Regions from separate parts of the Mus musculus genome. Here region 1 is linked to region 2. A link is a loop called in an ENCODE intact Hi-C map of the cell type or tissue named here. Cell type or tissue: left cerebral cortex. All regions are shown on one strand. Links, peaks and the distances in the headings refer to the core of each region. The heading gives the core; the rest is flanking DNA.

Evidence for each region. Peaks named below come from ENCODE experiments on the same cell type or tissue, not always from the same donor. Only the 100,000 strongest peaks of a DNase experiment are listed, where the experiment ranks them.
Region 1: it touches region 2 in a loop (2.0-fold over the local background); 1 of 42 quality-filtered maps calls a loop at or near these places.

The regions. Positions count from the first base shown.
Region 1 is chr9:95,503,564-95,519,854 of GRCm38, forward strand. U2surp (U2 snRNP-associated SURP domain containing) reads right to left here and starts at 8,433. Exons shown (of 28, transcript NM_001357974.1): 1 at 8,254-8,433. The coding sequence starts at 8,298. In left cerebral cortex, for the core only: a CTCF peak has its summit at 8,742; DNase peaks (open chromatin) are centred at 7,699, 8,427, 9,293, 10,976 and 1 more place; H3K4me3 peaks cover 2,600 bases; H3K27ac peaks cover 1,789 bases.
Region 2 is chr9:95,742,092-95,758,382 of GRCm38, forward strand. Trpc1 (transient receptor potential cation channel, subfamily C, member 1) reads right to left here and starts at 8,257. Exons shown (of 13, transcript NM_011643.4): 1 at 7,577-8,257; 2 at 1,106-1,260. The coding sequence starts at 7,748. It overlaps Pls1 (plastin 1 (I-isoform)), which reads right to left. Exons shown (of 16, transcript NM_001033210.3): 15 at 12,570-12,694; 16 at 10,551-12,346. The coding sequence ends at 12,211. In left cerebral cortex, for the core only: CTCF peaks have their summits at 8,195 and 8,893; DNase peaks (open chromatin) are centred at 6,503, 7,526 and 8,272; H3K4me3 peaks cover 3,092 bases; H3K27ac peaks cover 1,237 bases.

The sequences.
Region 1 (16,291 bases), core at 4,164-12,163, 240 kb before region 2:
CCTCTGCCTTCCAAGTGCTACGATTAAAGGCGTGCGCCACCACCACCTGCCTAGCTATTTGTAATAAAATATGCCACAGGCTACCAGAAAAGAACTTCAAATAATGCCATGTTTTAGTTATATCAACTGTTAAATTTTCACATAATTTTCTCTTAAATGACACGTTTCAGAGTATACAGGCTTTATTAGTCTTGTTACATCATCTACAACGTTTACTTCTCTAATACCCATCGTACCGAGCCTTAGACAAAAATTAGTACAAGGCAGCAAGCATCGAGGTCCCTCTCACCTTTGTCTTTCTGGTCTGTCTATGGTTAGTCCTCAGTGTTTACTGTGGCCTCCACTGTAAACTTTCTTTTCCCAGCTAACCTTTCTCAAAAGTAGAGATGATGAAAGTAAAGATGATGGAGGGGGGGGGGGGGGGGCGGGGCACATCTAAACTTGGGAGAGTTACCATCTAAACTCTGTGAAACACACCTTAGAATCCGTAGGTTAGAAATCTCATCTGGAAATTAGAAAATTCAAAATAGCAAATACCTACTTTTACAAAAGATGAATTCAGCCAACAGGTTAACAGAAAAACATCGATTTCCAATACATTAGTATTAACCCTAAATAACAGTAATATCATAACAATAACAAAAATAGAAATATCTAGAAACTAACTTTAAAGTTTTTTTGGAAGAAAAAAAACCACAAACTTTATTTTAAAAATCATTCATTCAAATCACTTCTTGAAGGCTCATTCCTAGACAGGAAATTCAGTATTAAAACCACATTAAAATTATCCAGAATTATTTATATATGTAATACAACTTTATTTAACAGCTCAAAATCCCAAAGGGAAATCTCTGCAAGTCACAAGCAGACTGCCAAGATAACTAAGGCTTGCTCAGAAGCAGCAGCTTGGAAGAGAGCAGGTTAAAAGGACAGCATCTCCTTAATCTACGGCTAGGACTTACAAACAAAAGCCACCAGATCCTCTGCCTGTTTCCTCATAGGTAAATCTTTTCTGACACCAAGACACTTGTAATCTCATCATCAAGACCCTCTCAGGGGGACAGACAGCAGATAAAGGGACTTGCCACCAAGTCTGATCCATCTGCTGAGAGAACCAGCTCCCACAACAGGTCCTCTGACCTCCATTCAATGCCTTGGCATGTGGACAGGGCTTGGGATGAAAACATTTCAGTAAGTAAGTAAGAGTGTAAACCAAAAATCTTAAAAAGGTTATGGCTTGAGTAACTGTCCATCAAGTTGGTAAATTTCAAAATCAAAAGTAACCAGTTCAAAGGTCAGTTACAATGTGATAAACTTTAAATAAAGCAGCAACAACAGGTTGCCATGGCTTTACCTGCTGAGCCATGTCCCCAGACACTAAAGAAAAAAAAAGAAAGTTGAAACAATGTGACTATACCACCAAGAGCATATCTGGCCAGGCAAATGTTAACCTATCAGGGAAAGAAGTATTACTGGGGAAAGCTTCTAGAAAAGGCTGTGACGGGCAGTATCTGGAGTAATCCCTCACAGAGCCAGCAATGCAGTAACCTCTAACCACTGGGTCTTCAAATTCTTTCTAACATATTCTGGTACAACTCTCCTAAAGGATTTTCCAGTCCCTCTAATTATTTCCTACATTCAGATCCCTCTACAATTTGGCCCAATCATTATCTTTCCAGTCTTAGGTTTTTTTTATTCTTCCCATGAACGTGCACTTAACAATTGATTTCCCAGTCATTTGCAGTCTTCATCTTACTCAGTTCTCTCTCCTCAAAATACAACCTTCAGAACTCTAGTCAAAACAATTCCACCAAGCTCTGGACAGCTCTCCATCTCCACTCAAGCAGGCATCCTTTCCTTACTTTCAGAAACAGCTCTATTATTTATCCTATCTCTCCTGATACACAGCATGCTCCCTCAAACTCTGGAAATTTCTCGTTTCGAGTTTTATCTCGGCATCAAGCTCAAGATGAGGCAAGAGAAAGAGTTTCGATAACTATTGACATATATAATATGCCATACAAGAACGTCCCAAAAACGCACTCTAGACTACACACCACTCTGCCCTCTCATTAGTAAGTAGCTACTCAAGCCACAAACCAAGGTTTTAACTTAACACAGCAACAAAAAACACACACACTTGAGGCTGGAGAGATTGCTCGGTGATTAGAGAGCACTAGCTACTATTCATAGGACCCAGGTTGAAACCCAAACACCTACACTGCAGGTCACGACCATCTGTAACTCCTTTTTCTGGGTTCCTGTGGGTACTAGCCATACACATGGTGCAGACATATACGCAGGCAAAGCACCCATACTCATAAAATAGTGTCTGATAATAATTAACTATATTATGCAGAATGTTTTATTGCTTTCAAGAGCATTAAAACATTCTGCATAATATAGTTAATTATTGACTCACACTCCCAAATACTATCAAATAGAAAATGCTTAAATACATGTTTGATGTCTCTAAATTTTCTTAAAAGTTAAGGAACAAACCTATAATTCTAACAATAGCCTCAAGTATCATTAGCTTTCAAAACTGTTATTTCCAGGTTGAAGATATACCTCAGAGACAGAGGGTGCACTCAGTGTGTGTGCAAGACCCTAGAACTGATTCCCAGCAGCAACACAGATTAAGAGGCAAACTCCAATATTAATTTTAATTTATTTTAAAAATAATCCCAGCAAAAAAAAAAAGTTCTTTATAAAAAGGGTTAGAAAAACAGAAGTCTTCAATTTGTACAGCAAATGAATGGCCTCTTCATTCACCTACCACTAAATTAAGTGGCTGTATTTTCTAAGGCTTACTTTCCAAGGGGAAGAGTTCCAGAAATAAAGGCCAAAAGAAGTAAAAGATAAAGTATTGAAAAAACAAATCAGTCCAGTAGAGAATATTTCTTAACACCAACAGTGCTGCGGATTCCCATCTAAAACAGCAGTTCTCAGGGTTCCTGTGGGTTGTGACCCCTGTAGTGATGGTCAAACTACCCTTTCACAGGGGTGGCCTAAAACCACAAAAAAAAAAAAAAAAAAAAAAAAAGACCAAAACAGATTTACATTAGGATTTGTAACAGTAGCAAAATTACAGCATGAAATTGCAACAAAAATACTTTTAAGGATGGGGTCATCACACCATGAGGAACTGTATTAAGGCATCACAGCATTAGGAAGGCTGAGAGCCACTGCTCAACAGTTTAGAATGCTTGTTACTTTCTCTTGCAGAGGACCCAGCATTCCCAGGATCTACATAGTGTGTGTATAACTTCTATCTCTAATTTCAGGGGATCTGATACCACCTTTAACTTCCACAAGCACCAGACATGAGTGTGGTGCATATATAGACAGACAGACAGACAAACATTATATGCATAAAATAAGTCTAAAAAAATAAAGTTGGAGGAGTTAGAAGCACTTGTTGCTCTCACTGAGAACCAGGGCACAGGTAGCTTATAACCACTAGTAATTCCAGTTCCAAGGGACTGATTTCTTCTCACTCCTTGGATGTCAGACACAAATGTGATGTACATTCATTCAAAACACTCATACACATAAAATAAATCTATCTAAAATCAAGTCTAAAACATATTAATCAAAAAAAATAGAAGGTCAGAGACCAAGGATGTAATTCCATTAGCAGAGTGCCCAGCATTCACAAGGCCATGGGCTTGATCCCCGATATTTATATACCAGAGGAGTTGGTACATGTCTTCGCACTCAGGATGTGGAAGACAAAGATCAAGAGTTCAAAGTCATCCAAAGCTACATAGAGAGTTTGAGGCTAGCCCATTAGACCATCTCTAAGAAAAATGGAAGGGAGGGAGCAAAGAAGAAAGGAAAGAAGGGAAAAAAATGGGGGAGGGGGGGTTGGTTTAAGCTGGACAAGATGTCCAAGTCTATAATCCTAGTACTCTGAATAGAGTCCAAGGCCAGTTTAGGCTACACAGTGAGTTCACAGATAGCCTAGGCTACATAGTAAGAGCCTCTCTCTCAGAAATGGGAGAAGTGGTACCATACTTCCTACTTACACTCAAAACACAACCAACCACTAAAAAGTTGCGCCACTTTATATTTTAAGATAAAGTTGCAATCATAGCATACTAAAGGTCCAGTTTCAAGCTGGCAAACTATTTTTCACACTTAAATCTCCACATTACACACACACAGAGGAAATAAATAGGAATTTCAAGCCGTGAATAGATTCTAATTTTACTATTTTTTAAGCATTACTATTTTTTTACTAGTACTCAGTCTGTCAATTCAGAACTACATGCTCAAAGATTCAGTAATTCCTGTTTCATTCATTTACCTCTATAAGACAATTTTGATGGTGTTGTGCAGCTAAGCATCCATGTTGGAGAGCAGATCTTTTGGTTTTTTGGTTTTAGGGGTTTTTGGGGGTTTTTTTGGTTTTGGGGTTTTTGTTTGTTTGTTTGGTTGGTTGGTTGGTTTTTTTGTTGTTGTTTTTTGAGACAGGGTTTCTCTGTATAGCCCTGGCTGTCCTGGAACTCACTCTGTAGACCAGTGGCCCCAAACTCAGAAATCTGCCTGCCTCTGCCTCCCAAATGCTAGGATTAAAGGCGTGCACCACCACCGCCCGGCATGGAGAGTAGATCTTAAGACACAGAATATGGAGGTGAACATTCCATCCTGCAGAGACACTTAGAAAATAAACAATCCAAAAGCTGCAGGAAGTCCCTGAAACTAACCAGATACCCTACAAGGGAATATAAGTAGTGAGGAGTGCTAGAAGAGATACTCTCCACCTAGCCAAGCCACCTGAAACAGACCAGCTAAGCTACCCAGAAGACTCTCAGAAAAGCGGAGTTACCTGGAAAAACCACACTCCTGTAAGTAAACCCATAAAAACACACTGGGTCACCAAGCTAGACTTTGCTGGTATCTTCCTGTCAGTTCCTACCTAGAGTAAGCAGATAGATGTCTGTTCACATCTCCTCAGAAAGTGTTACACAAGAGATGATTTTAAAAAAGAAAAAAGGTACTGGAGCAGGCAGAGCGGGTTACCAGGTAAAGGTGCTTGCTGCCAACGAAGCCTGACAATCCTTGACAAAGGATGATCTCCAGGGCCCAAGTGATAGAGGAAAGGAACCCAACTCCTTCAAGCGGCCGGTCCTCCAGCCTCCAGCCAGGTCTACGTACAATCACACGCAACAAATAAAATACAGTATTTTAAAAAGGAGACAGGTACTGCCACTGCCACACAGTGAAATATAATCATTGTCTTCTAATCCTCACTTGTATGAACATGCAAACAAAGGTTAAAATAACAATATTTTTTCTTTTTTGTTTCTGTTTGTTTCTCAAGATGGGTTTCTTTGTGTGTAGTAGGCCTGGCTGTCCTGGAACTCAGATATCCACCTGCCTCTGCCTCTGCCTCTCCCTCTGTCCCCCAAGTGCTGGGATTAAAGGCATGGGCCTCCACTGCCTGGCAAAATAACACATTTTTGGTAAACTTATTTTTTTATATCTAGCAATATCTCAGGTTAACAACCATACGTTCTGTCTTACTGCTCTGAAACAAAGCTACAATATGGCTCCAAACCCCCTCCTGAAGCCATGAAATACTTTGCTTAGGAAATTTTATTTCTAAAATATGTGCTCAGTGTCTACCAGGAGATATTAAAAATGAAAAGTATAGAACAATTACATAAAATAAAAGGGACTTTGGAAGGGTGCCCCCCCATCAAGTCCCCTTAGCAAGAACTACATACACTGTGTACATCATGAAGTTAATTTTAAAGCTAAAAATAACTAGTGGTTTATGTATTTTGTAATTAAGAAACACTAATGGGGCCATGAGCATGACTCAGAGAATGCAGACATAGGCCACACAGCCTGAAGGCCTGAATTTGATCCTTAGAACCTAGCGTTGTCCTCTGTCACATCTACACTGCGGCATGAGGGTGCACATGTGTGCACACAGACATGCACACTTTTGTAAAAGATAGAGACTTCATCATGGTCAATGGTAAAAACCCTATATCTTGTACAAATATTCTTTCAATGTGTAGAAATGACTAATAAACACCTCTACCCAAATTGATGGAAATGTAACTACCATAGCAAGAGCATGAAACAGAAGTCTCTACTTACTTGATATACAGCACAGAATACAAGCCTGGAAATTCCAAATATTGTACTAAGGCCAAAATGATCTTATAATCTAATAATGTCTAGACTTACATTTGAAATTAAAAAAAAACAACAACAATTTGAGTGGTCATTATGATGGCCAACACTTAATAATCCAAATCAGTGCTTTCTAGTTCCTTAAAAAAAAGGGAGCTGGAAGCGGTTGGCACATGCCTGTAATCCCAACTCTGGGAAATACAAGGAAGGAGCAGCAGGATGCTGAAGGTTAAAGTTCAAGCCAGCCTGGGCTACGGGAGACCCAGCTCAAAAACCTAGTACGCAGGATGGGTGGATGATCTATATAGACTTAGAAACTGAAGTAAGATTTACTAACATTTACAGTAACTCCATCTTTCTATCAGCCCTATAAAAGAATTTTTTTCCTGTAATAAGATAAGAAAACCTGAGGCTGAAGAGATTAGGTATCGTATTTGTTTTCAAAACCTATAACCTCGCCATTCCATTACAACACTTTCCATTACATGGAAAAATCCTGGCAAAACTCTTGAGTATAAATATTCCCTTTTCAGACACGAGTAAGGAACCCTTTGGTGACATCTAAAGGACTATAAACTGACAAGTGTGAATGAAAAAAAAAAAATCCAACAAGCTACTTAATACTTAAAAACTACACAGAGTCCTGAGAAGTATTCTCTTAGAAAAAAGTCTGAACACATACTTTGAAAAGCTTTCAATCTACCCAGGCCTCATGCAGGAAATACTAAATGCTTTGAGAAGAATATCAAAACAAATTGTAACTATGGATGTGGGTACCTGTCCTGGTCACGGGTCTGAAAGGAGGAGTGGCATCATGAGGTACCCCTTCATTCACCTGCTCCCCCAGAAAGGGAAGGAGGGGAAAAACTACTGGAGAAAAAGGAAGCTGACTTACAGTAAAGGTCTGGTGTAAGGACAACCAGAACTGGGCCCTCCCATAGTTCTGAAGAATGTCTAGTAAGACCTTTACTACTTGCTAAGTAAATCTGGGGCAATCATTCAGCAAAATGGCAAAAATTTAAAAATTAACAAATAAATAAACGTCAGCCTTATTAGAAAGAGAGCAAGTTTGGTTTGTTTCTCAAACCAAACAGCAAATGCAAACAGATAATCATACACTTTACGTTCCGAGACTCTTTAAATGTTATCCAACTCCTTATCTCTGCATCTCAAGCCTCGCCACTGGTTTATGGCAGTACTTAGGCATCTTTAATACCGAGATGGGGACGAGAATCTCCAAGCAAAATAATCCAAAATAGATAAGTAAATAAATGGGATTAAACACGCTGGCCAAAATGGCAACTAACACCAATTGTTAACCCAACCTTACTAACGCTTAATTACAGTTCAACGGTTTCCCAAGCAATGCACAGGGCTCCCTATAAACTCACATGTAAGGGCATTTGGGCAATTTCCACGTCTACCGTAGTTTCCCTTTCCAATGGAAACCCCACATACTGCTTGAGACCCTGAGTCTGCGGCCCTCAAGAGGGATGTTGTTCACTTTTCACTTCCCGGGAAGTGGGAGGAAAATCACATGGGAAGTGTGGCTCTAACCCTGAGGCTCAGAGAGCGGCTCCCTCCGCACGTCCCAACCCCAGGCCCTCCACTGGCGGGTCTCTCGCACACCCTTGCAACCCGTCCAGCCTAATTTCCTGGACGGCAAGGAGAGAAACCGTGTAAGGCCAGGAACGAGTAAGAGCCAAAGTAAAGAAGGGAGGACGAGGGGGGAAGAAACAGGCATCTAAGACCGGGAACCTTCCCGCCTCTCCCAGCCTCTAGCCCGCAGCCTCCGAGAGCAGCAAGGGGTGATACAAGGACGCCGGACCACCTCGGAACCACTGCTCTGACCCACAAAGCCGAACGAGGTGACCAGCCCCGCTCGCCACCAGGCACGCTGGTGTGGGGCTGAATCCCAGTCGGGACGGACGCGCGCTCGGGCCTCTCAACCTGCGCACCTTGGTGCAGCGGTGCCAGGCCCACTGTGGCCAACAGGCCTCAGCCCCTCGCCCCAGGAAACCCTCGAAGGCCAGAGGCTTCTGTAGGCCCTCGACCACGGTGAGAGACCCCCCTGACTGACGGAGATCTCTAAGAAACTACCTTTGAACTGGCCTTCTGAGATCCGCCTGGCGTTTTGTCGGCCATCTTGAGCTTTGCTCCTCCTTCAGCGGAGGCAGCAGCGCGGGTGAGTCGAGCACCGAGAGAACAGATAGCAGCCGAGCGCGCCAGAAAGGCTGCCAGGCCGAATAGCCGAACGCCGAGACGGAGACCTCCGCGGCGCCGGGGCCGCGTGACTTCCGCGTCGAGGCGCTTTTACGCGCCCCGCCCACCCCGCTCGCCTTCCGGTGAATTGCGGCGCCCAGTCACGTCACGCGCCTGCGGAATTTAGGGACTCTCCTTGACCCGACTTTCAAGGCCAACTGATAATTCAGTCATTTTCCTCCCAGAGCCAACCGGCGTTAGATGCGAGCGGGTTCTACTTCCTGAGGGGGGAAGGAAGCTGCTCTTTTAAAGCAACTGCAGTAGCCACGTGAGCCGAGCGTCTCACCTCAGCTGATGAGGCAGTTCGTCGAGACACTTTGCCGCACGATCCCCCAGGGGGCACAGGCCTTGGTGGCAAGGCAAATTTGCAATCTGCTCACGTTAAAAAATGGTGAGCAGTGACTTCAGAGTTGAGAAAAAACAGGGAAATAGGATAAAAACTGTTTAGGACGTCGGAGCATGGTACCTGCATAGACTGGGCATGGAGTTGGGGAGGGATGGATCGTAATATAGACGCTGTTCTAAAACGAGCATGTTTATTGTTACTGTGCAGTACAGGCACGCCCTAGCAACTGTGGGGAGGTTAAAGGACAGTTTGAAGGAGTTGGTGGGATTTGGGGATCGAAATGAGGTTGGCAGGTTTGCTCAGCAAGTGCCTTTTTCCCTCTGAGACTTCTGGCTACCCGCACCTATTTCTTTGAAGCATAGTCGCAAAAGTTGTGTAGCAGAAGATAGCCTTGAACTGCTGATTTTCCCGCCTCAGGTCCTGGGAATTAGTCTTGGGCCACCATGTCTAAGCTTTTTGTTAATTGAAGGGAAGCGGGGAATGAGTAAGTTTGGTTTGATTTGGGTTTTTCCAGTTTGTCGGCATTCCACCCCTGGCTGTCCCTGTGCTGTAGACCAGGCTGACCTCAAACTCGGAGATCTGTCTCCCAAGTGCTGGGAGAAAACGTGTGTGCCATCACCTAGATTTCAGTTACAGATAAGGGTCAGACCTAGAGAAGAGGCTCAGAATTGGAGATGTGTGACAGGACCTGAGAATGGAAATAAATTCATTTGGGCTGGAGGGCACAGAACCGTATTATACTGTACTTTCATGCATAGCAACCGTTACTTTCTGATCGTTGGCTTCCTGTTACTACGGTTTCTATCTCTGGTACCTGGCTTATTTATACCTCATCGCCTACCACCAGATTTTATTGATATTTATTTATTTATTTATTTTGGTTTTTTCAAGACAGGGTTTCTCTGTGTAGTCCTGGCTGTCCTGGAACTCACTCTATAGACCAGGCTGGCCTCGAACTCAGAAATCTGCCTGCCTCTGCCTCCCAAGTGCTGGGATTAAAGGCGTGTGCCACTACCGCCCTGCTTATTGACCTTTTTAGAGAGTTCAGCAATGTAGCCTCCTAGACTAATGCTTCCCTGGTCGCTCCCCCACCCCCTTCACTATACCCCCATCAACCAAAAAATAAACTTCAACTTCTGTATGGTAAATGTACTTGCTTCTGTGACTCCGTCTCCTGAGCCTACTCCTACTCTCAGAGTTCATTCTTTCTTTCAGTTCCCTCCCCTACTGCTCCTTTCTTCAGTGTCAGTTATATACAGGGTTACTTTGCAATCTCCTTATTCCCAAGTTTTACACTGTACAGCCTTATGTCTGTCTCTGTAAGTCACAATACTGTGGAGGCTTTTATATATTAAAAACAGCAGGGTTCCAATAATAAATTCGGAACAGATTGTGAAACCTACTTTACAGCATTCATATCACAGCTTTATTTAAAATATTTGTATTTAGGGTTCTCTAGGGTCACAGAACTTATGAGTATTTTCTATATAGTAAGAGAATTTATTGATGACTTACAGTCTGTAGTCCAACTCCCCAACAGTGGTCAGCAGCAGCTGTGAATAGAAATCCAAGGATCTAGCAGTTGCTCAGTCCCACAAGGCAAGCGGGCGAAGAAGGATGAGCCCTCCTTCCAATGTCCTTATGTAGGTCTGCAGCAGAAGGTGTGGCCCACCTGGATCTGGGACTTGCCTTACTTAGTCTCCTGGGATTAAAGGCATATGTACTACCTTGCCTGGGCCTAAGCTTTTCATAGCCACTATGCCTCAAGATCAGGATCACAGGTGAGCCTTCTAGTTCTGGATTGTAGTTCATTCCAGATATAGTCAAATTGACAACCAGGAATAGCCACCACAATCCACCTCTTGTCAACTTGACACAAATAATATCTCATGTCCACATGACACAATAACAAGGTCATCAATACAACTAACATGATAAAACTATTCCTCATACAATCGCAAATGCATTTGTAAATTTACAATGGGGCAATGTCCCTTGGGAACATTCTTTTAGTATCTCAAATACCAGTTGATGTTAAAGAAATTGGAAGAAAGACAAATGTATTCTTAACAAAATAAAACAGAAGCATTCTTTATAATCCTTGTTTCAGGCCTTAGCTGGTATTTATAACTACTTCCTCTACCACCCATTCTGTATTTCCTCCACCCTAGGCAAGCACCTCAGCAGGTCTTGGCTCTTTTCCCGGAGGAGTGACTCATACCTTCATTCCTGATGGGTCTGTATTCTTTGTCATCCTGCTTGGATTATGCTGTTGTAGTTTCCCATTGACTTTAATCACAGGACATGGTAGTACTAAGAGATGCCCTAAGGAATCTCCTGCACTCCAGACATATTCCTGCCAGAAGCTCCAAACAGCATCTCTATCTGCCACCGACACCTCAAATACCATCGGGTCTGCTGGATCATATGGTCCAAGTGGTAGAGCAGCCTACACAGCAGCCTGGACCTGTTGGAAGAGCCTTCTGTTCCAGGCCCCACACAAAGCTAGCAGCTTTCAGAGTCACTTGGTAAATAGGCCTGATAACACACCCAAGTGAGGGGTGTGCTGTCTCCAGAATCCAAATAGACCCACTAAACATTGTGCTTCTTTCTTGGTGGTGGGAGGGGCCAGGTGCAATAACTTACCTTCCACCTTAGAAGGAATATCTCTGCATGCCCCACACCACTGGATTCCTAAGAATTTCACTGAGGTAGATGGTCCTTGAATTTTGGTTGGATTTATTTCCCATCCTCTGATACGCATGTGTTAACAATGAATCCAAAGTGGTTGCTTATTTCCTGCTCACTTGGTCCAATCAGCATGCTGTCATCAATATAGTTCACCAATTTGATATCTTGTGGAAGAGGCAAACGATCAAGATCCCTTCTAAGTTATGACACAGGGCAGGAGAGTTAATATATCCTTGAGGCAAAACTGTAAAGGTATACTAATGGTCTTGCCAACTGAAAGCAAATTGCTTCTGGTGGTCCTTATGGACAAGTACTGAGAAGAAGGCATTTGCTAGATCAATAGCCTCATACCAGGTGCCAGGAGATGTGTTAATTTGCTCAAGTAATGAAACTACATCTGGTACAACAGCTGCAGTTGGAGTTACTACCTGATTTAGTTTTCAATAATCAACTGTCATTCTCCATGATCCATCTGTCTTCTGCACTGGCCAGATAGGAGAGTTAAAGGGAGATGTGGGAACCACCATCCCTGCATCTTTCAAGTCTTTGATAGTGGCAGTAATTCTGCAATTCCTCCAGGAATACGATACTGTCTTTGATTCACTATTTTCTTTGGTAGAGGCAACTCTAAAGGCTTCCATTTAGCCTTTCCAACCATAAAAGCCTTCACTCTACAGGTCAGGGAACCAATGTGAAGATTCTGCTAATTTCTGAATATATCCCAATTATACATTCTGGAACTGGGAAAATGACCACAAGATTATGTTTAGGGACCTACTGGACCTACTGTGAGTCGGACATCAGTCAAAACTCCATTAATCACCTGTCCTCCATAAGCCCCTACTTTAACTGGAGGGCCACAATGTTTCTTGGGATCTCCTGAGGTCAGTGTCAGTTCAGAACCAGTATCCAATAGACCCCAAAAAGTCTGATTATTTCCTTTCCACCAGTGTACAGTTACCCTTTACAAGGTCATAGGTCCCTCTGGGAAAGAACTGGAAAAAGGCTAACAGCAAAACTTTTAGGTGTCTTATCAAGAGCCTTCCTCAGGGGAACCTGGCCACCCCTTCATTCAAGGGGTTCTGGGTCTGCAAACTGGCTCAAGTCTAGAAATTGATTCATTGGCCAAGATTGCCTTTTGCCACAATCCAAAAGCCTTTCTTTCATTTGTTTGAGAATGTTTCTGCTTATACAGATCAACCAGATATGAAGTAGGCTTCCTATCTATTTCATACCTGGAAACACCTTGACTAATTAGCCAATACCAAAGATCCAAACGAGTCATGCCATTATAAATTTCACCTCTCCTGTGCTGAGCACTATGGGGAATGTTATTATATACATTGTTTTGTCTACGCTGTCCATTATAATAACTTCAATCACCTTGTCTCTGGCGATTCAATGCTGCCACCTGGCCCTTGTTACCTCAGGGCCCAATTAAATCCATTGAATTTAATTCATCTAATTGAGCAGCAGCACCTCCAAGCCTAAGGTCTGCCACAAGGAAAAGTGCAAGAATAAAACTCTTCAAATGTGCTGGTGCCCCTCTCACCAGTTTGCATCATATAGGATTGGTGAAGGGCATATCTTCTGGGCCTTCCCATTCTGGAGGATTACACAACATATAATCTTACATATAACTCTAGCATTGAAATTTCTCTGAGCCTTAAAATCCCTTTGTCAACACAAAGCCAAGGGATACCAGGCATCTCCATCTCCTTTTCAGTAAGCCATCTTTTGATAAACACTTCAGCCAACCATTCAAACTTCTGGCATTTGTTTTTATCTGTGCGAGCTTCCATATTAAACCTAGAATCTCCACTCAGAGGGCCCATGCCAATAAACTCAGCCTGCTCTAGTTTTATGTTCCTTACATCATTATGCCACACCCTAAAAATCCATTCCCACACATATTCACCAGGTTTCTGCTTGAATGAATTAGCAAACTCATTAAGCTCCTTAGTAGTGTAGCAAATTTCCTCATAGACTACACTTTCTACCTCCCCTCTAGGGGCCTGCTTTGCCTTGAGTCTGGTTATTGGTTTAGAAGAAACTATCAGTGGGCCTTGAGGAACATCAGTATTGCTTTGTCTGACATTTTCTTCAGCGAAAGTCACTGCTGGTTTATCAGAGTCTGAGGGGTTAATTTCCTCCTGTGGAAAAGGCATTATTTCAAGGGGTGGGGCTGAGGGTACTACTTCCTCAGGTGGGGCAAACCCTTGAGAATTCGAAGATTCAAAATTCTCAGCTGTAACAGGGTCCTCCCACACATCCCCATCTCAAATTATAGGGCCCCATTCTTAGGCAGTCAATGCCCTTACTTTAACTGCTGACACCCTCTGAGGCTGAGACTTGAATTTTTGCTGTAATTCAGCCAACCTTATAATGAGGGCTTCAGTTTGATTTTCTGCAACTTGAGCTCTATGGCTGCTGGAGAGAAGATTCTCTTCAAGGACACACTTAGAAACTTTTAGATCGTTTACTTGCATCTCGAGCCGTTCAATTTTATCATACAACTCCTTCTTTTCCTTCATCATTTTTCCCCAGAGATACTAAGAGCAACAAGCCAGCAAAGTCATTTTCTGATTTTTCCCCCAACTTGTAGAAAGTTTTGTATGCCAAATCACCTAATTTGTCAAGATAAGCAAAAGCATTAGCTTCTTTAAGTTTGAAATATAGTTTCAATCACATGTCTTCAATATTCTCGGAGCTCCCAGGAGAGAGAGTATCTGAAGAGGTTTCAATAGTTGAAGGTGCCAGGAATTATTTTTTTAAGATTTATTTATTTATTATATGTAAGTACACTGTAGCTGTCTTCAGACACTCCAGAAGAGGGAGTCAGATCTCGTTATGGATGGTTGTGAGCCACCATGTGGTTGCTGGGATTTGAATTCCGGACCTTCGGAAGAGCAGTCGGGTACTCTTACCAACTGAGCCATCTCACCAGCCTGGTGCCAGGAATTATTAAACCAACTCCAAATTCTTAAAAGATTCATCCTTATACTTCTAGTGCTCCTCTAGAACCACTCCCGGTACCAACTTCTGTATTAGTTCTCTACAGTCACAGAACTTATATGTAGTCTCTATATAGTAAGGGAATTTGTTGATGACTTATAGTCTGCAGTCCAACTCCCCAACAATGGTCAGAAGCAGCTGTGAATGGAAGTTCAAGGATCTAGCAGTTGCCCAGTTCTACAAGGCAAGCAGGTGAAGAAGAGCAAATCTTCCTCCTTCCAATGTCTTTATGTAGGTCTCCAGCAGAAGATGTGGTCCAGATTAAAGGTGTGTGCCACTACACCTGGATCTAGGACTTGCTTTGGTGATCAATGGGGTAGGGACCATTGTAGGTGGTGCCATCCCTGGGCTGGTAGCCTTGGGTTCTATAAGAAAGCAAGCTGAGCAAACCAGGGGAAGAAAACCAGTAACATTTCTCCATGACCTCTGCATCAGCTCCTGCTTCCTGACCTGCTTGAGTTCCAGTCCTGACTTCCTTTGGTGATGAACAACAACATGGAAATGTAAGCTGAATAAACCGTTCCTCCCCAGCTTGCTTCTTGGTCATGATGTTTGTGCAGGAATAGAAACCCTGACTAAGACAAATTGGTACCAGCATAGTGGGGTATTCCTGTAACAATCTGACCATGTTTTGGGGAGGACTGTGGAAGAATTTTGGAACTTTTGGCTAGAAGATCCATTTGGTTTTAAGAGCTCTGAGGATGTTGTGTAGGAGTTTGGAAAATAGTGTTGAGAACATTGCAGAAGTCAGGCATGGTGGCGCACACCTTTAATCCCAGCACTCGGGAGGCAGAGGCAGGCAGATTTCTGAGTTCGAGGCCAGCCTGGTCTACAGAGTGAGTTCCAGGACAGCCAGGGCTACACAGAGAAACCCTGTCTTGAAAAGCTGAGAGAGAGAGAGAGAGAGAGAGAGAGAGAGAGAGAGAGAGAGAGAGAGGGAGAGGGAGGGAGAGGGAGAGAGAGAGAGAGAGAGAGAGAGAACGAACACTGCAACACTGCAGAAGATGGAGGCCTGGCTTGTGAAATTTCAGAGGGGAGATTAGAGACTCTTATCAGGGCCGTTGCTATTTTGATTGTGAAGATTCTGCGGTTTTGGTTAGCTGGAGCTGAAGAATAAGCTGTGATTAACAAGATACCAGAACTACTAAAGCAAAACCTTTGCATTACTGGGACTATTGATGCTGGTTACCTGGAGCTAAGAAATTAGGGGTGATTAAGAAGAGACCAGCATCATTGAGGTGATATCTTCCGGGAAGTGTTTTCTGAGAGCACAAAGAGATAGCCAAGGTTGTCCCTGGTGCTGTAGCAGGGCTTGATAATGTGTAAAGAGTCACCCAGGTGCTACTGGTTTTGAAGGCATAAAGGGGTCACACAGAGCAGCTGAGGCTCGGCCCTGTGAGAGGCCACGGAAGGCCATTGGTGAAGGTTCAGCCTCAGTTGCAGCTGATGACCCAGGACTTAAAGGGTTCAAGCAAAGGAGTTGAGGCTTGGCACCATGAAGAGAGCCTATGAGAGGTTGTTGGTGAAGCCTAGTTGCAGAGGAAGACAGCAGTGTTTTGGAGATGCCAGTACCATGAGATGACCACCAAGAACAGCAGCAGCAGTGGAGTGCAGGCACCTGGAGCCTAGAAGACAAGGTGTGTGCTACAAAGAACAGATCTGGAGAAGTGACCCAAGCCCTTGGAGGAATCCAGAAGATCATGAGTGGATCACAGACACTGGACAGTTGGAGTTTGATTTTTGCTTTTGATTGTGACTGTGCCCTGATATTTTTCCCTCTCGAAGGAAGAAAGTATTTTAGTGGATCCCACAGTTAAAAGACTT
Region 2 (16,291 bases), core at 5,175-13,174:
TTCAGATCAGAAAAATAAAAAATTAAGTTAAAAACGAAATCTAAAATGAAAAATAGAGACTTTGAAGAAGTGCTCTATAACTAAATTTAACCTAGAAACTTCAGCAAAACGACTCTAGCAGTACAGCGGTACAGAAGACCTTTGATTTAGTCTCTTGTTGTGTTCTAGACAGCTAAGTGACTGGATACCCAATTCCCTTTTCTATACCGTGTGTGTGTGTGTGTTGTGTGTGTTGTGTGTGTGTGTGTGTGTGTGTGTGTGTGTGTGTATGCGTGTGCGTGCATGCATATATACACACACAGGCTTATATATCAGTCATGATACTGTATTATAATATAAATAATAGGGATGTACCTAAAACCACATACAGTACTTTAAAAAATATGCTGTGAGCGCTTCCTGATCTAACTCCAAAACTCTGCCTCGTTACAGCTACAACAGAAGATCAGAGTTCCTATGCTATTTATCCTGAGTGAACCAAAAAGGAACAGGAAATGATGCATTAGACTATACCTTCACAACGTACATGCATGTCTGCTTTTCCACCTTAACAGATACAAAGACAAATGAAAGTTCTTTCCTCTCCAGTTTTAAAAACAAATCGTTCATCTTTAGATGAAAGCAAACACTAAATTTCAAACAAAAAGGAAAACATAATAAACTTAGGAGAAAACCAAATTGAACTGTAAACTGTTTTGTGAGGAACATTTATTCATGTGCCTATAAATAACCCAGGTCAGAGAAAAGCTTGTCCCCTTGCGCTTCTAGATCACTCGCACTATTTTTAGGTATATAATACAAATAGTAATCCTATCAGTAATAAAAATAATGTCAGCTTTAATAATTCATGATAGTTTACTTCCGTCTGATGCAGGGAAAGGAAACAGGAAGAAAAATATAAATAAATTTAAAATATTATACTTAAAAAGCTTATTTTGGTTTGTTTTGTAAACTTTTTAGGGGCTTAAAACCAAGTAGAAGAAGAAAGACAAAGGAAGAGAAGAAAACAAAGCGAAGAAAAAGAAAGTAAGCTAGAAGGACAGATGAAAGCAAGGCATAGCTAACATTCTTAGAAGCTACTGGATAAAATCATCTAGCCTTGTACCTGACAACCGTAGTCCAAAAGCAGCTGCAGTATGTCCAAGCTTTCGTTTTCAATAGTTATGGTAACAGCATTTCTCCCAAGCACATCTACGCAATTTATGTTCAAGTCACCTGAACTGTTTTCCTCCAAAATCTTTTTAACCATATAATAGTCACCTAAATAACAATACACAAACATAATTTAATACTTAAGACATTAAACAAGAATGACTATATAGAAAATTTTATCCTGCTGAATTAAAAGATTAAAAATACCTAAACTCATTTTTGCTTTGCATGTGGACATGTGCACAGAAAATGTGAACATTTCCTGGAAAAAAAGTATATCTTGATAAAATAATACAGATATAAACAGTATATATAAAACAGAAGTAGAAAAATATAAATGTGTAACATGTAATAAAAATCTCTAATTTAAAATTCCTGATGGTATAAGGAGAAAAACTTAAAGAAGATATGTAAAACAGCTTAATATAGAATACCCCGAAATACAGGCTGGCGGCTACTGTAGAAAAATAAAATGAAACTTAAAAGATATTAGTTTTAGATCTCAAATACATACACATTTACTCATGCACCAGATTTGTTAACATGGAGACCAGAGGGAGAAGATATTAGAAAGAGGGGAAGCATACACTTAAAAAGTAATATGAACTTGACAGTATGCATAATAAGGGTACCTAAATGCTCTTACTCCTCCCTCCCTCCTTAACTCCCTCCCTCTCTTCTCCTTTCACACCTCTCTCTCTCCCCCCCACCTCACTCACACACACACACACACACATACACACACACACCATCTTGTTAAGGAAGAGGAGGTGTAGAGTATTAGTAAACAGAAAACATCCAGCTCACAGAAAGCTAAGTTGGGGCTATTATGACTACTTGATCTACCAGGAGCTGGCAGGCTGTCTTCTGCCTAACTTGAAGGCCACAAACTTGTCATCCCATGTGGGGAAGATGGGGATTACTGTCACCAAAGGCCCATTATATTTGCCCACTAATGAGACTGTGTGAGGAAAAAAGAAATAAAAACCGAAAGGGAAACTCTCATTAGAGAAAGAATGCAGTGGGATAGTTGTTCCATTTTACTGTTCTAAACACAAAACAAATAAACATTCCACATACAGTAATTCTTTAGATGCCTGTAAGAAATAGGAAAAGGATAATCAGAGTGGAAACTGGAAGGAGAAGAAATAATTTCATGATACCCAGAGAGAAAACATTAGACTAAATGAGTAAGAAAAGCAATATTGCAAGTAAGTTAACAGATCTCATCTGTGAAAACTAAAACCTTTCCATTATTTGTGATGTCCGCTTATGGTCCTTGTACATTTTAAAAGAAGCTGAATATTAGTTTTCTTGACAACACATCTCCTTAGGTGTCTCAAGAATAAAAACTAGTCATGAAATCATTCTCCCACAGCACTAATTAACATTTAAATTCCACTGATGAAGTGATGCTCTTAAGTCGTCAGCTACACCAAGAGTGTCCGAATAATCCATGAAAATGACATCACTATTGCTAAAAAGTAACATTTAGGAGTATTTCAGATGAATCTGATTCTAAGCCTATGGATAGGAGAATGCTACCCATCAAGCTCTGCTTCGCTAGCCAGGCATATCCAGGCATATCCAGGCATATCCAGGCATATCCAGGTGAAGGTACTCATTTTAATCCACCTTCTTGGCATCATTAGGCTTTCCAAATCTAAAGTTGTGGAGTTTCAGCAACTCTGCAATACTTCCAGCCGTGCCTTCTTAACTGCTGCTCCATTACTACAGTTTATATTTACAAGTCGTTTAAAGTGATATGTCATAAAGGCAAGAACAGCTGTTCACTGTGAGGACCAATACATATGTGAAAGGGGAAGTTAACAGCCCAGATGCTAGTCACAATGCCTGCAATGCCAGATACTCTGTTCTTTCATAGGGAAACTGTTTGCAAGTTACATCTCGTCTTTGGAAAATCAATATAATCCCCTTATGTTTCTGATAATATAGTTGCTTTTAAATTTTATTTTTATTTGTGAGTCTGTGAGAAGTATGTGTGTGTGTATTTCTGTCTGTGTGGGTGCCGAGGAGGGGGCTAGAGGTTCAGGCTGGTCTTCTACTACCGCCACTCCACCTCCCCCAGCCCCTGCCAGCCAGGATCTCTCCCTGAGCTCAAAGGTCACTGATTGGCTAGACTGGCTCCCACCAAGCTCCAGGGATCTGCTTGCCCAGGTTTACAGCCTCATACTAATGCACTCTGCTTTTGCTGGCCAGAGACCCAAACTCCGGGCTTCAGGCTTGCACAGCAAGCACTTTATCTGCCAAGCTACCTCCCCAGCCACTAGACAGTTGTCTTTGTTCAACAAAGAAAGAAGAAAAATTTTTCAGTCTATTTCATAGCTACTGTGGCAACGAAACAGCAAGTCATCTCAGTCCGATCTCTAGAGTATCTCCCATACTCATTTCCCTGTCCCTGTGACACAGCAAACCCTCATCCAAACCAAGACCATCCTTCTGGGTATGAAAAAGACTCTTAACTGATATGCCCACCGAAAAGTTTTCTCTTTGACCAAATCCTAAGCAAGCTAATGCTCCCCCCCCCCAACAAGGCTTCTATCATAGCCCATAAAGCCTTGAACAAAACATCACCATACTTTCTAATAGCTCTAGGTTGCATTACTAGCTTGATTCTCTGTAAATGCATGCCCTAGAAAAGTCATGGCTGCCAATGCATCACTCTCAGTTCATTTGAGCATTGAAGATGGGGGCCCAATTCCTGGCCCCTCTGAAAGGATAGCCATCTAAGCCCCCTTAGTGCCAGATAACAAATCTACATTGGATTACCATAAATCAACCACCCACTTTTTGTAAATTTTCCCTGCTGTTTTATAATTTTTCACTTCCCTGAACCTCAACTCACACTCCTCTCTAACCCTTTAAACAACTAGTTTCCTTTGTCCAAAATGAAGTTGGATTCAGTTCACAGTGGGCTCTTTTCTGTATTATTACTCAATGCTTTGTACTTTAACATGGGGGGGGGGGCAACAAAATTGTTCTGGAAAAGGGCCAGGCATTAAAATATGCTAAGCTTTGTAGGACGTGGTACCTCAGTCACAAGTGTACTCAGACCCTTTTGCATCCAAGCAGACACAGAGCATACGGAAATGAATGAAGATGTGTAGCAATAAAACTTTTCAAATTTCATAGAATTCTCATGTTATAAAACTTTTCTTTTAATTAGAAACATTTCCTAGTATTTAAGATACAAAATGTAAAAGTCAGAGTTAGCTCACAGGCTTTGCAAAAACAGATTTGGCTTAGGGATCAGCTAGCCACCCATGTTCTAGCCCTTCCTCTTCAAAGCATATTATTCTTATAACTTGTGGACTTCTAGCATCCTCAATGGGCACTATTTTTACTGGAATCTATGAAGTCCACTGGAAACTGGGCTAGCAATTGTAATAGTATGTATCGCAACAATAAATTTCCTCTGTCCAACTCTAATAAATCCTTAAGAGAAATTCAGTAGAGAAGTGTTACAATATCAGTTAGGAAAGATGATTCTCCATTCCCTCACTGGCTTCTCCTTTGACTTTCTAACATATGGTGGTAAATCTCACCATTCCTGAAATGATGACAGCTTTAATGTTGATCAGTTTTGCTACATGTGGTGGCTCATGCCTATCATCCCAGCACCCAGGAAGCAGAAGCAGGAGGGTTGCTGTAAGTTTGAGGTCAGCCTAGACTACTTACATAGTGAATTCCAGGCCAACATGGACTACAGGCCCAAGCTAGATTTGAGGCTAGTTGTGAAGTGTGGGAAGCTTTTGTGTCAGAATATTTATAAATCTTTTCAAACCAAACTTTCTACAAAATACTTTTGACATGGAATTATGACACTCTACTTAAAATATTTCTAATTAATATTAAAACAGATTAAGAGAAAAAAAAAAGCTTTGGAACCCAAAGAAATCCTACTGGAACTCATAAGTAATTGCTTTGGTGCTGGAATTTAGTCCTGATCGTTCACTTTTGCTTTTTAATGTTATCAATTATGGCTTCTAAGTAACATTTGAACTTCTCATTACCTATATTAAACTATTACTCCTAGTCTTAGGTTCTTTGGCATCACTAAATTTGGTGCAATCAGTCTGAAGTTTATAGTACTAGGGACAAGAGAAACTGAGATTACAACAGTGCTTGTACATTCAGATTTAACCTTTAAACACCCTTCAGTCTCTTAACACACAATGTACTAATGTTTCACTTGGGTAATGTGTTTTTAACGTCCCAGGGGAGAGAGGACTCTGTACTAGGGCCAGCCTGCCTTCCAAACCTCATTAGGCCACTTAAGCTAAACCGAAGCTTAACTTGTGTGTGCTCAGAGATATCCATTATGCACATACACATACATTTTTACCCTTACTCTTCCTCACTACTGCACATAAAGAAAACATCTTTATGGGGCCGGGCGGTGGTGGTGCACGCCTTTAATCCCAGCACTTGGGAGGCAGAGGCAGGTGGATTTCTGAGTTCGAGGCCAGCCTGGTCTACAAAGTGAGTTCCAGGACAGCCAGGGATATACAGAGAAACCCTGTCTCAAAAAAAAAAATCTTTATTAGAGAAAAATTCTTAAAGAATATGGACGTAGTCAGTTACTCATTAATAGAGCTTTTTGTCCAATGCTTTAACACAATTAAGAACTTCATGTTTATAATAGCAAGGCAAAGAGCAGCAAGTTAAAAAGAATAAAACGAAACACATTGTGAGGTCAGTAGATATGCCAGTAAGGTAGCTAGCTGCTCTACCATCCTTCATTAAAATAACCGCGAACCACTTCCCATGGTACACTTCTCAACTAGTGTGTTCTAAAGCTTTGGTGATTTACAAAATGTCCCTGTACAGAGTGCTTAAGTTCTATAACCAGTGACACTTGTGAGCTGTATAGAACGATGCCTATATAGCTCCAGTACCCTACATACTAATTATACTCTCTTCACCCCTCCTTTATGCAAATTATTTTCCTCATCATACACATCTTTATATTAGGTGCTGACTACCAATATAAAACTTCTCAACCAAATACTCAGGTCTCTGCTTCTTAATTACCCAAACCGCTCTCCTCCCTAACCTCACACCCTTCAAATCTCCTCCAAAATAGGGAAAACAGAAAGTACCACTAAATATATTAAGGAAGGTGTTAATACAACAGTGGCATATATTCTCCAGGAAATGTTGCACATTTTGAAACCATCCTGAGCCCCGAGGCACACAAAGCTGCTACAGAAACCTAAAGCATCCTTCCTTATAATGCAGCAAGCCTCTCACGAAGGTGACAGAAGACAACTAGGAGGAACCAGGGGACACGGGGAATTCTGCCCTCCCCATCCTGGCTCTAAATCCATGATGAAATGTCAAGAAGGGATTGCCTTTTGGCCTGGCTAAGATTAAACATAATCATGTAAAAAAAAACAAAAACCTATCTCAAATGCTTTAAAAGGTTTAGGGAGATGTTGTTGACTTAAACCTCTATATGTGAACAAATCCAAAAACTTCTGTAACTAGTTTTCCCATAGTGTGAGCTGGCCTCTGGAAGTAGGCTTCAGAAGTCTGCATGGTTCCAACAACGTTTTCCCAAATAAACACTGCCTTTCAACATCCAACTGCTTAACTGAGGAATGAGAATGTTTCAGTACTTTTTTTGTTTTTCAGATAAGAGATAAAAGCAATCTGGGAGCAACCAAGTTCCATGCTTGTCTTTTAATGTGGCCAGAAAGTGATCAATTTTTAGATTCAAAACCAGTATATTCCACATTATTTCGCCTATATTTACTTTTTTTTTTTTTTTACTACCTTTGCCTCCCTCCAACTCTCTGAAGCAATAAATCTTTCTCCCTAATAAAAAATACCGACATTTAAAAGGGGTTCCAGAAATTTGGGGAAAGTTTCGGCAACTAGGGCAGGATTTTTCGTATTATTTGTGTTAAAGATAATGGGATACTACTCAACTGTAACAGGCTAAGGCACTGCTGGCTGATGCTAAACAGAAGTAAAAGTCTTTTTTAAAAATAACAACAACAACAACAACAACAAACCTACAAGGTGACAGCCCATAAATCGGAGAAGTCTTAAGGGAAATTCGTAGAATTTTCGGATTAGGTCCAAAACTAGCCTCTGGCTCCCAAAGGAAGAAGTAACTTCAAACTAGAGTTTATTAGTGACAGAAGTGGGGCAACTTTGGGATCAAGGCTCCCTCCTCGCCATGGAAACGTCCCACCTGCGCGAGTCCACCGCCCCCGCCCTACCTGCCTGCTGCTCAAGCTCAATTAGGCAGAAGTCCTGCGGGCTGCACAGAGGTGGGAATAGCCGCTGCACACAAGGAAAAGCACGAGTGCCAGGAGTTAAGTTGAGGCAGGGGCCGGACCCGGGGAGTGGGTGCTAGGGTGTCCGGAGGTGGAGAAGGGGGCCTAGCTCTCACCCTTGTCGCACGCCAGCAAGAAAAGCTTCTCATTCAAGGTGTTCTCCTCCTTCACCTCTCGCACATCCTTCAGCGCCATCACTTCGTTGGGCGACGAGGAGGATGGGGAGGAAGGCAGGGAGGAGGAGGAGACGCCCGAGAGGTCCGTGCTCGGGTACAGGGCCGCCATCATCGCGGCCCACGACGGGGGCAGGCCAGGAGACGGAGGCGGGGCCCCCATGGGCGCCGACCCCGACCCCGACCCCGAGCTGGAAAACGGGTGAGTCGTTCCCACGGCCACATCGGCGTGCGGCCCGTTGGCCCCGAAGGGCGTCGCCTCGCCCCGAAACCAGCACTCGCCCTCCACGGACAGCCCCAGGTTGGTGGCCGCGCTGGCGCGGCCCCGGGGCCAGCGCCCTCTGCCCAGCCGCCGGCGCCCCGGTCGAGCTGGTCCGCGCCCGTCCGGGGACGACAGAGTGGAGCGCGCCAGGGCGGCAGCCGAGCGCGGGGCCGTGCCAGGAGCCGCAGGGGCCGCACAGGGAGCGGCCCGGCCTGGGAGGGAGTGAGGGGGCCGCCGGCCGGAGAGCTCGGCGGTGCGCTTCGCAGCACGTCTGGCTCCGGGGCTGTGGGAACCGCTGGCCCAGCAGCACCCACAGGAGGCAGAGGTTCGCGGCTTTCTCCTCACGTCATCCTCAGCCCCGCGGAGGCGACGACACCGGGGCGGGGCTTAAGGCGAAGCCGGGCTAGGGGCGGGGCTTGTAGGGGCGGGGCTCCAGGGCTGACGCGCCTCTCTGGTCGGTCGCCTAGCATCTTGGGCGCGTCTGCAGCATCTTTGAGCACCTGAGGGCATGGGAACCGCTTGGTGGCGGATTTCAGGTAATTTTATCCGCTGCCTGTTTGTGCTGCTGCTGCTACTGCAGCACAGAAAAGGGCCAAGGAGCTTCTGAAGGATTAACGTTTACTTGAAATCCTGTACGGAATTGTCCTAAAGCCTGGCCAAAGCAACCTGATTATGGAGTTTGTGTTTACAGTTCCCTCGTTCCTAAAGGCGTTTTAAAAACAATCTTTGTGATTTAATATGGTCTAACATTCCTGATATTTCCAAAGTCACTATAAAAGTATTCGCATGTAAGTCAAAGGCGACCTATAACCGTTGCATAAGCACAGTTTAGGAGTTACTCGCCATACAAGTCCTTTTAGTGGATTCGTTATATTTATCCTATCTAATTTTAAGAGATTCGCTATTTAGACAACAATTGTCTGACGTCCAGCAAATGCGACTTGAAAACTGCATCTTTTCAATAATTTTTAATTGCTTCCTGCAGTCAACACTAGGGGGAAAATCTGAACTCTACGTTTAAGATTTAGATTTTTAAAGCAATGGATAAATGTACTTAAATTTGAGGGGAATACTGCCTCTCCTATTCAGGCTACTTTGTCCCATTAGTTTCTCTTTCAACATTTAACTTACTAATTCTTAAAAATCAATGTTCTCTTTAGATATTCTCTAAAAGTCTTTGATGTCGAAGTCATCTTTTCAAACGTTTTCTGTATTTGATGTAAATGATAATCTCAAGTTGCTCCAGTTTTTGTTTCTAAATGATCTCCCCGTTGTCGTGTAATGTTTAATACACTTCCAAGTTTATGAGTTTGGTGAAATTTCCAAGAGGCTCAAGGTGAAGCCAGTGGGAGAGAGGAGCGCCCATACATTTGTATATGCACCTCCTTTGTTGCTCAGCAAAATGTTTAGCCAGTAGTAGAAATCTAATCCTGCGCTATCTGAAATTTCAGTATTTGAAGTTAACTCAAATGACTCACAGCCATACACAGATTCTTTATCCAAAGAACTATGGGACTGGATTACTTTCTAAGACTGGAGGGAATTCCAACCCTCTTTGGTAGTAATCTTAAGAGACCTTCCAAAGCACTAGAGAGCCTACTTCAGGCAAGCTGATAATTATAATGCAGGCTTTTGGATTGTCTCCGATACAGACAAACTGCTCAGCGGGCATAAATTGGGACATTCTAACAATACCTACATACTTAGCACATGTGATATGTAGATCAGTATTGGAGTTATGATGAACAATGGTATTCAAAAAACTCAAAAGTGGCATATTACTCTAAGCAACTCCATCAAGTCACAGGCAAACAAAACAGAAACCAAAAGAGGAATCACAACTCCAGCCAGAGAGGGGAAAGAAACTCAGATTTAGATCTAGTCCTACAAGTAGGATGCTACTGATATTTTTCATGTTCTCCTCCCTTTACTCCCGAGGAGCACATCTGTCTCTTTTTCATGGCGCCCACTCGATTGCTTTTCCTCAGAGAGCCCTGACCTCGCTACCCAGAAAACCTCCCCCTCTGCTCTCAGTCAGTCTGCAGCAAATCTCCCCCCACTCCAATGGTCTCTCGGTTTCTTCCCTGCTTCATTTCTTGTTGTTGCTTTATTGGCTGGCCGTCTCTACTAGGATGTAAGTCAAAAGGCTGTTTCTACTTGTCTTAGCTGAGGTCCAAGAATCTAGTTGTGGTACTTGGACACTGGAGACAATAAATTAATGCTAATTATTTTATCCACTCAAATGATTTCATCACAAACTAAGTTTATAACAATCACGCAGTTTGTCTTTTTTTTTTTTTTAATCTTCATATGAGGGCTGGTGAGATGGCTTAGTGGATAAGAGTGCTGGTTGTTCAAACCTGAAGCCCTGAGTTCGATTCCCATGAAGGTGTAAGGAGAAAACTGACCCAACAAATTTGTTCTCTGATATCCACATGTAAGCATGCATGCCCATACACATGTATCATCCATACATACAATGATAATAAAAACACTAGAATTTTAGAATTAATTTTTTTCTCATATGAAAGAAAAAACACTAAAGAAACAGCTTTTGTGTTACTTCACATAGGAGTTGCAGTCTTTTGTGAGGAAATAAGCTTCTAACAGATCAGTATTGAAGGTTCTCTATTCTTTAAATGAAATAAACACAAATTCTACATACACAGCATTTTTATTAAATATATTTCGTGAGAAAAAGAACACCTTAAAGTGCTAAATTCCATGTAATTCAGATTGTTTTAGTAAATATGACAGCGGGAAAAATCAGAGAGGTTTGATTTAAATAATCTCAGGAAAGGAGCGGAAGCATTGTGTCTTCATATAAGAAAACAATCACCAAAATATAAAAGGCGAAGACATTTCATGTAGAAGAATATATTTCAGAATCCCACCTGTCAGTACTTCATTTATAAAAGTCTACCCTAAACACACAGACACTCTCCCTCCTGCTGTATGTTCTGATCAGTGGACAAGGAGGAGGCGGACAACCCATTCACACGGAGAGAGGTGACAGCACTTTCCTTGCATAGCACTATTGCTCACTGGCACTAAAGTGGAGGGCCGGGGAGCTCATTCCTGGCTTCAACTATGAGCAACAGAATTTCTCTACTGCTAAAACTTCTGGGGAAAAGAGGAACACAAACCTCAACTGTTTCCAGGAGACCATGAAAAACTACGACGGACATTAGCTTTTATATACACAGATCTCTACAGAAGCCATTTGGTGGGCATGTCCAGTGATGTAGGTTTCCCTGTAGCCTGAGAGTAGTAAGTGTGATGTGATTCTAGCAGGATAGGATTGGTGTCAGTTAGGACATTCTATCCAATGTTTGGCTGAAAAGTATTTGAAAGCAGTTAGGTGAAAAATAACGATATTCACATTCAGAATTAATATTTGCAAAACAGATCTCCACAGATCAGATTATCCACAATTGAAAAGTGTCACACACATTGTGGGGGCAAAATAAATACTTAACGGCTGGCTGACCACTTAATACATACCATTTTAGAAAAGGTGGGTAACTCAGATGACTTAGAGAAATACATATGTGTAACATCCTACCAACATATAGTATTATGCTTGATGGTGGAGACAAAGCTGTGTTATCAGACTAGCACATGTGATGCTGGAGACAAAGCTGTGTTATCAGACTAGCACATGTGAAGTAACAATGGAGCTACAAACAAACTGTAAGTAAAAATCTCCTACAGCTTAAACAAGAGAGTGAACGTGGGGGTTATTCAAGAGTTAGTTCTCGTATTAAAAAAGTTTAATGTTGATGGATTATATTTATCCCTTTAAATTTTTATGTCATATAGAAATTTACAGAAAATTTTAGATCACTTTACACAGCTAAAGGGAGAAAAACCAAAAGGATTAAGTGAGATTATGACTTTAGGTACATTTTTTTTTTAATCAAAATTTAAACAACACATCAAAAAAAAAAAAAATCCAAACACATTTAATAGAAGGACCTGACAAAACTTTATACAGGTCTTTTTTGAGCCATGAAAAAGAATGATTAGTCTTATTTTGGTTAAGACTCTTAGGAAATAAAATAATTTAATTATGAAATAGCAGCTTGATAAGACATTCCTGCATTGGTATTGATTGTTAAGGTAATTGTGTTATCCAAAAAAAAAAAAAAAAGATTGACAAATTCTAACTGGTATGGACAAGATATTCTTCATTGCTGGATACAGAACTATTTTGAGCATACAGATATTCGGATTTTATACCCACTACATTTCAAAATTCTGTAAACTGAGACGTTTGGTGCGTACAGTGTGGCAGATCACAGTAAACGCTTCATTATTTCAGTCTGTTCAATCCTTTCCCCATTAAGCAGGCAAACACAGTCATCACCATCTTCGGCTTCACTTCCACGAGGTCGTCAGGCAGCGCGTATATCCGGGCACCGATCTTCCGAGCAACTGAAATGGCGTATCTTAAAAAGAAAAGGAAGACATCTTAGCATCTGTTATCTTCCTTTTGTTCTTTTAACAGCAGATTTATATATATATATATATATATATATGATTAACTTAATAAAAAAGGCTAAGGACTTTTTAAAACCATATTCCCCACAGAAATTGTACTTTAAAAGGTAAGAGTGTCCCTGCAAGGGACACGAGCAGATCGCTGTGGTCTCAGAGACCAGAGGGGCTTACTTAGCATTGTTCAGTTTGTCCTCATCAGTCAAGTGCTCTCTCTTGATCATTTCTTGACGGACTGCATTTGGTGCAATGGCATCTATTAGATCTAAGACAGGCAAACTTGTACTAATAGATTTATCCTAGGAAATAAAGATAGACATGCATGAACAGCTTACCTTTAATTTTCACAAACGTCAGCCTCTTCTGGTCATAGTCATGTAACTGAAACCAATCTACAGATTATCTTTGTACTTAATAGTAAGCTTTTCTGCAACCAACACATACAATATGCAATTTAAAATATGATTTTCCTTTAGTCTTCATGTAAATTATACTGTAGAGAGAGTTACCCCATACCTGAATAAGATTTATGGTTATGGTAAGTCCTACTTTTGGCAACTGTTACATCCATTCTGTGAAAAATAACTTTCATGATGGAGTTGATGCATTTTAAATTAATAATTTCATATTTGTAAACCACAAGTTTCAACAAAGGATTTTCAGAAAGGAAAGTAAACTAGTGAAAGGAACCTGGCATTTACAAAAGATGGTATTCTTGGTGACTTAAATATCTTGCTATTTCTTAATCCTACATCCCAGGAAATAAATGAACTATACTTCTTTTAACAATGAAGTATGTAAGTCCAGAAAGATCAAATGGCTAACATAGCCGATAAATACAAAGTATCTGAGCTGTGATAGTCTAGCACTAATATCCAAGACATTCCATTTTGCAGTTACTTCAAGAGTGAATTAAAAATGGACAACTACTCTAGGCAATAGAGTACTGTAGTTAAAATTTTTAAAAAATCCTAATCCGAACTGATTTTGCAACTTGCCTGCATATGAAAAATGGTTGTTCTCAGGTTGAAAAAAAATAGCCTCTCTTGCTTGCCTATGCAACACCTGCTCACTCCATATCTCTCTGGATTCTAACAGAACCCATATTTTTGCTGTCCATATCTTTTATGTGGACATGAGCTTCAAGGGAAGCTCTTGGCATCCAGTGATCTAGGAATGAAACTGAACTGGTATAGGTCATGTACTCTAAACAAACTTTATGTATAAAGCATACAGTACAGAAGCAGATGTACAACATAGGTCTGCATTTAAAATTCACATGAAAAGGCTGGAGAGACAGCTCAGCAGTTAAGAACATTGACTGCTCTTCCAGAGGACCTGGGTTCAATTCCCAGCACCCATGTAATGGCTTATAACTATCTGTAATTCCAGTTCCAGGAGATCTGAAGCCCACTTCTGACCTCCACAGTCACTAGATCTGAACATGGTACACAGACTTACATGTAGGCAAAATATCTATAATAACAAACAACTGACAGGGAAGGGGTAATTAAGAAAAGTATTGGTGTAGGTAGCCAACCTCTTTAATCCCAGAATCCCAGCAATCAGGAAGCAGAGGCAGATGAATCTCTGAGTTTGAGGCCAGCCTGGTCTAGAGAGCTAGTTCCAGGACAGCCAGAACTACACCAAAAAACAAACAAACAAAAAACAAACCCTATCTAGAAAACTGAGGTGGGGGAGGAAGAAGGAGGAGAAGAGGAGGAGAAAATGGAAGAGGAGGAGAAGAGGAGGAAAAGGAGGAAGAAGAGGAGGATGAGGAGAAAGAGGAAGAGGAGAAAGAAAAGTACCTAGAAGCCCTTGTCCAGGGGCAGCAATAACATGGAAAGCTCCTCGTCTAAGATGAACAACGGTTCTATCCTGTTTACCACAATAACTTTATTTGAGCCTAAGTGAATTCAGCTTTCAGAAATCAACAACTTTTTTCTGAATGTGAATGAGGAGATGAGCACTCTTTCATAATCAGCAACACAACCAAGAAGAGCAGCAGCTTTGGGGTAAAGGTGGCATGTTGGATACCAACACAGTAGTGAGTGTGGAGGGAAAGCGCTGGCTCAAATGGTTCTGAAGCCGACGGGACCTCTGCACTTCCGTTATTGTAATTAGTACCCTTCTCTTTAACTTAAGCCAATTTACATTCTTACCATGGAAGCCAGGAACACGTTTTTACCTAAACTCGGGGATGGGAACGCCACAGGATTCTTGATTTTTACTTGAGTATAATGAAAGTACAAATACAGTTTCTGGCCAAATACAGCTTCATAATAAATGACCGAAAATAATTTGAAGAATGTTTTGTGACATTTGAGAAGCCAAAAACTTAGTTTATTTATTCTAGAAGAAAACAGGTTTTGGGATACAAATGGGAGATTAAAAAAAAAAAAATTAAGCCTCTCACATCTAAATGATGCTGGTACTTGGCGTGTAGTATCCTTCCTGATTCTGAAAAGCAACCCATTCCCTTTTTCTCTGTGTGTACTCTGCAGACTACCTGTCTGGAAATCAGCTGGAGTGCTGGCTAGCACCGAGGATTAGAGCCCTGGTAATGGCCTGAGGGTACAGCTTCATCCTCAGCACGGCAAAGAAAACTAAGGACAGGCCTAGTCTCCCTCACCGATAATGAGTCTGTTAATCCGTCCATGAAGCTGGAATCTAGGGTGTGATACTTTCTAAAAAGAAACTTACTGGTTATGTCACTTTAGGATAATTTTAAATTTTCCCTGGCTCACTTTTCATACATTTCTATGATTCAAATACAGACAAATGACCTAATTGGACTTTATTTTGATTGTTACGTACTTGTGGCATTTTAAGTATATCTTGATTTAGGTTTCGAAAATAATGGGTTTTTTCCTTCTATTTTTCATGTTTTACCATGGGAAAAGTTTGTACTGAATTAAATGAAAAGTTTAAGTTTCTAAAGGTTATACCAGATCCTTAAACAACAGACCTATCTTCTGACTTCTCTGACTTGCACGTTATCATTTAAGACATTATTTTATTGCAAAGGGGTAGAGGATAGTGTGGCCATCCTTAGTTACATATCTAAAGACATGTATAGCACTTTCCTTTAAGTTAAGCACAAAGAAATTATATAAGCACAAATAGTGTCTATGCCGGGTGTGGTGGCGCACGCCTTTAATCCCAGCACTCGGGAGGCAGAGACAGGTGGATTTCTGAGTTCGAGGCCAGCCTGGTCTACAAAGTGAGATCCAGGACAGCCAGGGCTATACAGAGAAACCTTGTCTCGAAAACCAAAAGAAAAAAAAAAAAAAGAAAAGAAAAAAATAGTCTCTATAATCTTGATTTCTAAGATAATAAACTTTTTCCTTTGATTTGATACTATATTTTACTATTGATGTTGATGTTGTTTTTAAAAATAAAAGTAAAAGAAACAAGGATGTGACCAAGAGAGTTTTCTAAAAGACTTATTAACAGGAGTCCCTTCACATAAAATGACCTTTATATACAGGCAGGGCCATTAGTGTAGCAAGAGGCATTATTGAGCCTTTACTGTGTACAGAACATGCTAAAGTTGTTTTCTATTTGTTAGCTTATTTAGTTTTACAATGACGCTATAGGACAGACATTATCACCATCTCAGATTTCAGGAAACTGAAACAGAGAGATTAATAGAACTTGTCTGAGAAAACACAAGTACTAAATGAAAAGCCAGATATTCAGTTGTTTCTTTCACCAATAGATGTAGGCTAGGTACTAGTGCAAACTGCCAAGGTCTCTGAAAAACAGATGTCTTCAGGCACTGCCATTTGCCACCCCCTTAGCTGATTTACAAAGGACTGCGGACACCTCAGACCACACTGCTCCTTTTCTTATTTGTGTACTTCTTGAACACTAAGCTCTTTGAAAACACTGGT